Regions from separate parts of the Homo sapiens genome. Here region 1 is linked to region 2. A link is a contact called in ENCODE Hi-C or POLR2A ChIA-PET data. All regions are on one chromosome and are shown on one strand. The core of a region is the stretch at or near the end of the contact, and the rest is flanking DNA. Distances in the headings are between cores, read along the strand shown. Region 1 holds the start of MRFAP1L1 (Morf4 family associated protein 1 like 1). Region 2 holds the start of RGS12 (regulator of G protein signaling 12).

Region 1 (4,641 bases), core at 1,446-3,945, 3.4 Mb before region 2:
TAAATACACAAAAGATGTATAAGAGGGCCGGGCACGGTGGCTCATGCCTGTAATCCCAGCACTTTGGGAGGCTGTGGCGGGTAGATCACCTGAGGTCAGGAGTTCAAGACCAGCTTGGCCAACATAGTGAAACCCCATCTCTACTAATAATACAAAAATTAGCCAGGCGTGATGACAGGCACCTGTAATCCCAGCTACTCAGGAGGCTGAGGCAGGAGAATCGCTTGAACCCGGGAGGCAGAGGTTTCAGTGAGCAGAGATTGTGTCACTGCACTCCAGCCTGGGCGACAAGAGTGAAACTCAATCTCCAAAAGAAAAAAAAAAAAGGATGCATAAGAGAGACCCCTTGCTCCTTCCATCCTGTGAGGACACAGCAAGAAGGAACGGTTTATGAACCAAAATACTAGCCCTCACCAGACAGAATCTACTAGCACTTTGATCTTGGACTTCCCATCCCCCAGAACTGTGAGAAATAAATTTCTTTTGTAAGCTGCCCACCTTATGGCATTTTGTTAGAGCAGCCTAAATGCACTATGACAGATAATAAATGTTTTAAAGCTGCCAAATTTTGGGTTAACTGGTTATGCAATAATAAACCACTGAAGGAATATGCTACTATTTATTCATTTTATTTATTTATTCTCCTGCTGATGAACATTTGGGTTAACTTTGGGGCTATTATAATAAAGTTGCTGTGAATATTCTCGTATATGTATTTTTATAAACAATTGCACTCAAACTCTCTTGAGTGTATAACAAGGTGTCAGTTTGCTAGAACATAGGATTGGTATATGTTTAATCTTGGTTGATACTGCCAAATAGTTTTCCAAAATTATTGTAACAACTTACATTCCCATTATTATGTGCTGAATATATGTGTCCCCCAATATTTTTTTATGTTGAAGCCCTAACCCCCAGTGTGGCTGTACTTGGAGTAAAGCAGTAAGTAAGGTTAAATAAGGTCATAAAAGTGGGGGCATGATCCTATAGCTTCATGTTCTTATAAGAAGAGACACAAGAGAGCACTCTTTCCTGTACCCCCCAACACTGCATGCACAAAGAAGAGATCATGTGAGGACTGCAGCAGGAAGGTGGTCATCTGCAATTGAGGAAGAGAGCCCTCACCTCCAGAAACCAAATTTGCTGACACCTTAATCGTGGACTTCTGGCCTCCAGAACTGTGAGAAGATAAATGTCTGTTTTTAAGCCAACCAGTCTATAGTATTTTGTTATGGTGTCCAGAGTAGACTAAGACATCCATCAAGAATGTATAAGAGTTCCAGTTGTTCCACATCTTCCCCAACACTTGGTATTGTATTTGAAATTTTAGTCATTCTAGTGGATGTACAGTGCTTCCTCATTGTGGTTTTCATCTGCATTTCCCTGTTGAATCATGACGTTGAACACCTTTTCATATACTTATTAGCCATTTGAATATTCTCTTTTGTTAAGTACCAGCCTACGTCTTTTGCCCATTTAAAAATTTTGTCTTTTCCTTCTTGATCTGTAGGAGTTCTCAATATATTCTGCATATGAGTCCTTTGTCAGTATAACTATTGAAAATATCTTTTTTCACGGTGTCTTGCTCTTTCCCTCTTCATGTTTTTTTGATGAACATCTGCTAGAATGTTGGTGTTTGCAAAACTGTTTCACGCATGTCATCTTACAAATCCCTCTTCCCACTGACAGATATTCAGGCTGGGGCCATTGGTCTTTATCAGACTGGAAAACTGAAGCTCTGATCTGTGGCACTTGTGTTAAGAAGGATGCCCCCTCTACACACACTCATATTACTACTAGTGTGGCACTGGGTGGCTAAGCCTAGCAACAGACTTCCTCCATTCCACAATGGCATTAGGTTAGTGATCAAAATGTACTGACCATCAAAGCCACATTTACTAGGTCCCTGCTGATTTTCAGGTCCTGTGTGTGGAGGGACATAAAGGTGATCAAGACCAGAACCTGTCCCCAAACAGCCTCCAGTCTGGTAGAAGCACTTATGTACTAGAGAAGAATTCCTCTCTCTAAAGCATCCCCTAAGACCCTGCTTGACGCCAGGCTGACAGGAGGGGCGGAGGACAGAACTGAAACAGAAGTAGCCCTTTACCTTGAGGACCTTACAGACTGGCGAAGAGAGACCAAAAACCACCGGCCAGAATCACCCAAGGCAGCGAGAGAATTTCCCCCCAGGACAAAAGTATGAGCCAGGGGTGGGGAGGACAGAAGGACGTGTTCCATTCTAAAACAGTGAGCAGGGACTGTGGACCCACATTGCTCTGGGCTCAAATCACGACTTTTAGCACGGTTTTTACCTCTAGGTTCGTTGTGAGGGCTAAATGAATTCATATAAGTTAATTCAAGCTTGTGCATGCTTAGATAGTAAGCGCTGTGAACGCCAGCCAGTCTTATTCAAATATAGGGAAGGGAGGGTCACTTTTACTTTTAAAAAATAATAAAAGTAAAAGCCCGCTGAAGGGAAGCTTTAGATGAAGACGCGAACAAACCTGCCGCCACCGATCTAAATTAGAGGGCGAGGAGGGGCGCCGGGAAGCAGCTGGTGATGGACGTGCGCGCGCCCGAGGCCCCTTTACGTGCACGCGCCCGCTACCTGGTCTTGCCGAAGGCGTGACCGTAAAGGGGCCCGGCTCTGTCGTGAAAGGGCCGCAAAAAGGCCGAGGGCGAGTTGACGGCTGCGACTCCATTTTGTAGGCCGCTTATTTGTGTGCATCCACGGCGATTCTTCCCGCAGAGTTGTGAAGCGAAAGGCTTACAATTAAAAGGAAGAAAAAAAAATAAAGATAATTCGGGAGTACAATTGACAAAGCGTGTGGGTCGCTCAGCCTCCAGCAGTAACTGCTGATCTCCAGTTCTTGGAGGGTTCCGGTGAGAAGAACGCCCCTACTGCGGTACTGAGGAAGCGGCAGGAGGAGATGCGGCCCCTGGACATAGACGAGGTGGAAGCGCCTGAGGAAGTGGAGGTGCTGGAGCCCGAGGAGGATTTCGAGCAGTTCCTGCTCCCGGTCATCAACGAGATGCGCGAGGACATCGCGTCTCTTATACGCGAGCACGGGCGGGCGTACCTGCGGACCAGGAGCAAGCTGTGGGAGATGGACAATATGCTTATCCAGATCAAAACGCAGGTGGAGGCCTCGGAGGAGAGCGCCCTCAATCACGTGCAGCACCCGAGTGGCGAAGCCGACGAGAGAGTGTCGGAGTTGTGCGAGAAGGCTGAGGAGAAAGCCAAGGAGATTGCGAAGATGGCAGAGATGCTGGTCGAGCTCGTCTGGCGAATAGAGAGAAGCGAGTCTTCTTGAAGGAGGAGATCGGTGGTAAGGTCGGAAACTAGCTGGAGCTTGGATGAAACTCAGTAGTCGCCCTAAGCATGGTTAAACCGCGCCCTGTAAAAAGTTATGTTCTAGGCCTGCATCCCCCATTTTATTGCATCAAAAATTGAGCATTGGGAACAAAGTTGGGGTCAAGAGGAAAGAATGCGTGCTGGTTTTGTTAGGCGTTAGTATACCGTTTTTTTGTGGCCTCTCCCTCCCACGCTGTTAATTAGAGAAAGATAACAGTAACTTCGGTTTTGTTTTTGTGAAACATAAAAGTCAATTCTAATAGGGCAGTCGCCAGAAGTAGACCTGTCTAGGCACTAAGGGAGTTTGGGGAAAGCCAAAGAAGACCTAGGCCATAGAGCACAGTGGAACGCAGGCTGAGAACGCAGGGAAGGAGAAATAAAGAGTAAAGCCAGAGGCCATTACCTGAAATTTCCAGATTGTTCTATGAGACAGGTATGTCAGAGGACCGTGTCTCAAAGAAGTGGCATTCTTCTGGGTGGTTCACATTTATTTTTAACATCAGGATATGGAACTTTGAGAGTCAATGTCTTCATGGTAAATTTCTCCCAATTGTGCTTTAGGTTCACAGCTGAGGACTGTAGTCAACTGGTAAGGATGAACTGACACCTTGAGGAAACTGAAACAGCTTGTCATTTTCTCTGTTTTGTTTTTGTATGTTTTTTACCCCGATGTAACAGTCTCCCTTATGGTCAGTGATTGATGACCTCGATATGGATTTAGATTATCAAATGTGTTTGGTTTTGGAAATATAACTTTTGTCAAAGAAATACTCTCAGAAGAGAAATGGGGCTTAATTAAGTTGTTTTTGTGGTCACGTTTATTCTTGTTACTTCGCTGTGTTTTTGAAATGTTGGGCATGGCCTCGTATTTTGCTGTTACCTTTGTGACCTGATTGTTTTTTGGAACACGTCAAGACGTGGGATCAGAATCTTCCAACTTTAGAGGTGCAATGGAAGACACTACGCTACTTGGTTGAGCCTGGTGAAGAATGTATTAATGAGACTGCTTTGCATAAAACTGGGAAGAAAGAGAAGACAGTTGGAGATGGAAGATGGTTTTGTATATATTTTGGAACTTTAGTTCCTCTGTGAGACGAAAGAGGAGAGCTATGTTTTGTGGCACATTGTCTGATATATATTGTGTAACCTGTCAGGTGAGTTGATTTAGACAACATAGCTGACCTTTTATGACAAGGCAGTTTGAATAGGGACTATTGTAATACCCTCACACATTATAGGGGCATCAGAGAATGGCATGGAAGAGACAGTCTACAGAGAGCTTTAAG
Region 2 (4,515 bases), core at 1,099-3,598:
TATTTTGCTTGGTCAGTCTCAGACAAAAATAAAGGTCCAAAGTCAATGTGATCCACATACTGTCAACCAGGCCTGCAGAGCCCACTCAGCCCCCTTCTATCAGCCGGAAGCGCTGACTAGCGGCAGCCTCAGCCTGTCCTCCATCTCCTCTACCCCCGACCTTCCCACAGCAGCAGCCAGGCCGGCTGGGTCACCAGCTGTCACCTCTGGGCCCTCACCACCTCCAGGACCTCACTGAGTCCCAGCTCCCAGCGCCACAGGTCTCCTCGGCCTGGCCACCCCTTCTTCCCCGAGACCCTCATCCTAAACAGGGCAGAAAGGGAGCCAGCCCTTGACCCTGGATTCCCTCCTCTTTGCAGTGCCTGTCGAGTGCCTCCCTCCCACCTCCTGACCCTCCCCAGGACATGCCCTCAGGCCGCGCCACCCCTGCCCTCTCCTGAGCACTCCACAGGTCAGTACTGTACCTCCAGTCCACGTGAGGGGCCTTTCCTCCGCCCTTGTCTTTGTCAACCTCCCTGAGACCTCCGGTCACCACTGCCCTGTCGCTCCTCCCTCTGCTCTGCCAGTCACAGAGGCATCCGCATCATTGCAGTTACCAGGGCTAGAACTGTAAGCCTGTCTGATGGCAGGTTCCAGCCTCAGGAGGTCTCAGAGATAAGGCTGGACTTGCAGTTTTAAGAAAAAGACCCAGACAGGGGTGCACCAACTTGTGCAGGCTCAGCCACCCCACTGCCCTTGCCTGAGCCCCTGCCCTCAGCCAACATGGCCTCCCCCACCTGCAGAGCATCCAGCTGAGGCACCACGCAGGGCCCGGGCACCGGATACCCATCATCTCAAGTCCCCAAAAGCACTGGCCACGATGGACCTTTTTATATCGCTTTTTCAGGGGAAGAAACTTCGCACTGTGACAATTACTTTCTAAAGTGAAATATAAACTGGTTCTCCCTTACTCAGAATTGCTCTGCCCTCCCCACGTCGCCTTCTCTAGGGGAAGGCCAGCAGGACTCCACCCCAGCAGCCCTTGCTGCCCAAAGCCGCCTCTCTGCCCTCCTTGGTAGTCTCCTTGCTGTGAATGGTGGGGCTGCTGCCTTGCCTGGGAAGGCCCCCCAGCGCCCCTTCTGTGCAGGCCTTGCCGGCCATCCTGCACGTCCCTGTGGCCTCAGAAGGGCCCTGCACAGGACGGCATGGACCACGCTGAGGACTTCAGACAAAGACACTCTTAGCCCTTGCAGCAGCTCCAAAGACAGGTCCAATGAGGAAACTCAGGCACAGAGAAGGTGGTCACCTGCCCAGGGACACATTCCCAGCAAGTGACCAAGCAGGTGAGAGGCCAGGTGGTCCTCTCTGTCCACACTCCACGGCTCTGGGCCCCCTCTGTGTTCACCCTCCACTGTCTACACTCCATGGCTCTGGGCCCCTTCTCTGTCTGCACGGCTATGAGACTCTGTCTACACTCCACAGCTATGGGTCCCCTCTCTGTCTACACTAGATGGCTCTGGGCCCTCTCTCTGTCTACACTCCACGGCTCTGGGCCCCCTCTCGGTCTACACTCCACGGCTCTGGGCCCCCTCTCTGTCCACACTCCACAGCTCTGGGCCCCCTCTCTGTCTACACTCCACTGTTTATACTCCATGGCTCTGGGCGCCCTTTCTGTCTACACTCCACAGCTCTGGGTCCCCTCTCTGTCCCCATTCCACAGCTTTGGGCCCCTCTCTGTCTACACCGCACGGCTCTGGGACCCCTCTGTCTACACTGCACAATCGCGGCACCGCGGCTGAGGCGACCCCAGGTCGCTGCAGTGCGTCTGGAGTTCGGGTCTCGGAAGGCAGCTTCTGCCCTAACAAAGCGGCCGCTCGTGGAGTCCGACGAGGGAACCCTCCCAGCGCTCCCGGGCGCATCTCGCCCGCGGGACCCCCTGCCCGGCGCCGCCCCCGCGGGTCCCGCCAAGGGCCCGGGCGGGCCTCACAGCGCGGGGCCCCAGGAGGCCGCGCACCCGCCCGGCCGGAGGCCCCACAGGCCCGCGCCCCGCGCCGCCCGCCCCCGCCCCCGCCCCGCCCCGCCCCGCGCCGGGCCCGGGACCAGGAGCCTGAGTCAGGCCGGCGAACAAAAGGCAGGGCGGGCGGGCGGCGACCCCGAGGGGACGGGCGCCGCGCAGGGCTGGCCGGGATCGGCCGGGAGGCGGAGGGCGCGGGCGCGCGCCCCGGAGACGAAAGAAAGAGCGGAGGCGGCGCGCCCTGCCCCCGCCCCGGCCCCGGCCCCGCACACCTACCGGGCCGCGCCGCTCGCTCCCGCTCCGGGCGCTTCGGCCCGCGCCACCGCCCGCGCGCGCAACGGTCGCCTCGGCAGCCACCGCCCCCCGGGGTCGAGGCGAGGGCGGGGCCGAGGCCGGAGGAGGGGCGGGGACGGAGAGGGGCGGGGCGAACCTGGTGAGGCGGGGCCAAGGGGGTGGGGTTGGGGCGGGGCGATGCGGGGGCGGGGCACGGGGCGGGGCGAGGGCCTTCGCGTCGGGACAGCGTGGTAACGGGACTGCCAGGGAAGCAGGGATGAGAAGAAGCGAGGGACGGGGCCTCCACGGCCGGGGGCGGGACTTCCGTTGGGGGCGCGGCGGCGCTGGTGCGCACGGTGTGTACCCGCACTGGCCCGGCCCTGGTGCTGGGAGCGACTGCGTTCCCGCAAGCTGGTTTTCTCTGCCTCCGCTGGCCCGGGACACCCTGCGAAGGGCAGGTCGGTGTGGCCGGGAGGAGCCGCCCCTGCCTGGGCTGTCTCTGTCCTTCGCCGTCGGTGTCCGAGGAAGTCCCGCTCCCGTTGGGTCTCTGTGCCCGGGAAACCTGGCTGTGGGGAGTCAGGCCCCGGCGCCCTGGCTTTTCGGCTGGGCAGATGCCCGGAGCTGGCGGCAGCTTCGGGGGCGGCGTGAGTTCCCGCGGCGAAGCCACGGGGACAGCCAGGAAAGGCCGTTCCCTCCGGGCCCCGGGACGCCCGCGAAGGCGGCGCGGTGACTGCGGCGTCCAGCGGGTCTGCCCCTCCCGGAGCGCGGGCAGCAGCGAGGGCGGGACCGGAGGCACCGCTGGCACGAGAGGAGGAGCTGCCCGGCCCCGGCCTGCGCCTCTGGCCCTGTCCCAGCCGCCGCCTTCACCCTTTAGGCCGGAGTTCCTTCCTCGCCCTCTTCGTGTCTTCCTTCCCCGGCGCTGGGTCTCCCTGCCCCTTCCTTCCTGCCTTCCCCTCATTCTCTCCCGCCGCGTTTTTCCCTCGAGACGCATCCGTCGCTGCTGTTCACGCTCCAGCCCTGCCGCCCGCCCAGGGACTCGGCCCCTCTCGGGTTTGCTTCTTTCCTGTCACCTGCCTTGATGGGCTCAAAACGCTTCCCCTCCGTCCCCGCCACCGCCCCATGGTTTCTTGGCAGCTCTCCATCATCTAGTCTTGTGTGATTAGTTTGGATCCCAGGAGGAAACCAATGGCATTCTCAGTGGGACAATTAATTAAGAGTCCAGCAGGGTTCCCGCTGGCAGAGGCGCGGTCCGGGAGCCGGGAAGCCACAGGGCGGTGCTGAATTGGGACAGGTAACAGCAGGGAGGGAACTGTTTTCACCTGCAGGGCTGAAGGAGCGCGGCCAGAGCGGTTACAGGAAGCCAGACAAAGAGAGAGAGATACTTAACAGGAGCTGCGACCTATGGCCAAGGGACACAGCCAGCCCTTGATGACCCAGCAGAGAGAGCCAGGGAAGAGGCCAGGCGCGGTGACTCGTGCCAGTAATCCCAGCACTTTGAGAGGCTGAGGCGGACAGATCGCCGGAGCTCAGGAGTTCGAGACCACCCTGGGCAAGATGGCAAAACCCCATCTCTACTAAAATACAAAAAATTAGCCAAGCGTGGTGGCACGCGCCTATAGTCGAAGCTAGTTGGGAGGCAGAGTCAGGAGAATCACTTGAGCCCCGGAGGCGGAGGTTGCTGTGAGCCGAGATTGTGCCACTGCACTCCAGCCTAGGTGACAGAGTGAAACTCCATCTCAAAAAAAAAAAAAAAAGAGCCAGGAAAGAAACTGCCCCCACCCTGGCCCCCCCAAAACTGTGGACCTTCTTGGCTCCTGCCTATGCGCAGATGGTGGAATCTTCCAGAGCAGCGCCAAGCCAGAAGGAAGCAGGCCGCAGAGCTCAGCCTCCTGAGGCTCCAGGGCAGGGACAAGTGGCCCTGAGTGAGAGATGGGGAAACACCACCTGCAGGTCTCTTCTTTCCCTTTGGCTTTTTCCTCTACACTTGCCCGGCCTCCAGGTGCCTCATGGACAGGGGTAGGGGAAGAGGACGAGCAGCTCATACGAGGGGTCACCGAGCCTGTGAGAGAACTCATGCCCAGCAGGGGGGTGGCCCAAGAAGCTGTTTCTGTGGGAGGAAGCACCCTAGTCCATCCCCGTGAAAGCCAGGGCCCCCAGAAGTGGGGAGAAATTGCCTGAGACGGAGAGAAGGTGTCAAGTGTCATGCTGGAAGGTTTTGAAAAGGTAGGTCTTGCCAATTAAGCAAAACT

The links. Hi-C counts contacts between places; a loop is a spot of excess contacts on that map. ChIA-PET counts read pairs that join two places held with the same protein, here RNA polymerase II (POLR2A). Pooled maps may share reads with other maps.
Region 1: a pooled map shows a loop between it and region 2 (2.5-fold over the local background). The contact joins the promoter of MRFAP1L1 here to the promoter of RGS12 in region 2. A Hi-C loop is called at or near these places in 1 of 50 pooled maps. POLR2A ChIA-PET finds 5 or more read pairs at or near these places in 2 of 52 experiments (PC-9 and activated CD4-positive, alpha-beta T cell).

The regions. Positions count from the first base shown.
Region 1 is chr4:6,707,919-6,712,559 of GRCh38, reverse strand. MRFAP1L1 (Morf4 family associated protein 1 like 1) reads left to right here and starts at 2,695. Exons shown (of 2, transcript NM_203462.3): 1 at 2,695-3,329; 2 at 3,917-4,641. The coding sequence starts at 2,931. The coding sequence ends at 3,314. LOC105378240 (a long non-coding RNA gene) reads right to left here and starts at 2,625. Exons shown (of 3, transcript XR_001741568.3): 1 at 2,505-2,625. RefSeq lists enhancers at 2,731-3,020, 3,044-4,243.
Region 2 is chr4:3,290,854-3,295,368 of GRCh38, reverse strand. It overlaps RGS12 (regulator of G protein signaling 12), which reads right to left and starts at 2,348. Exons shown (of 18, transcript NM_001394154.1): 1 at 2,270-2,348. RefSeq lists silencers at 1-189, 2,213-2,262, 2,273-2,752, 2,933-3,042 and an enhancer at 974-1,559.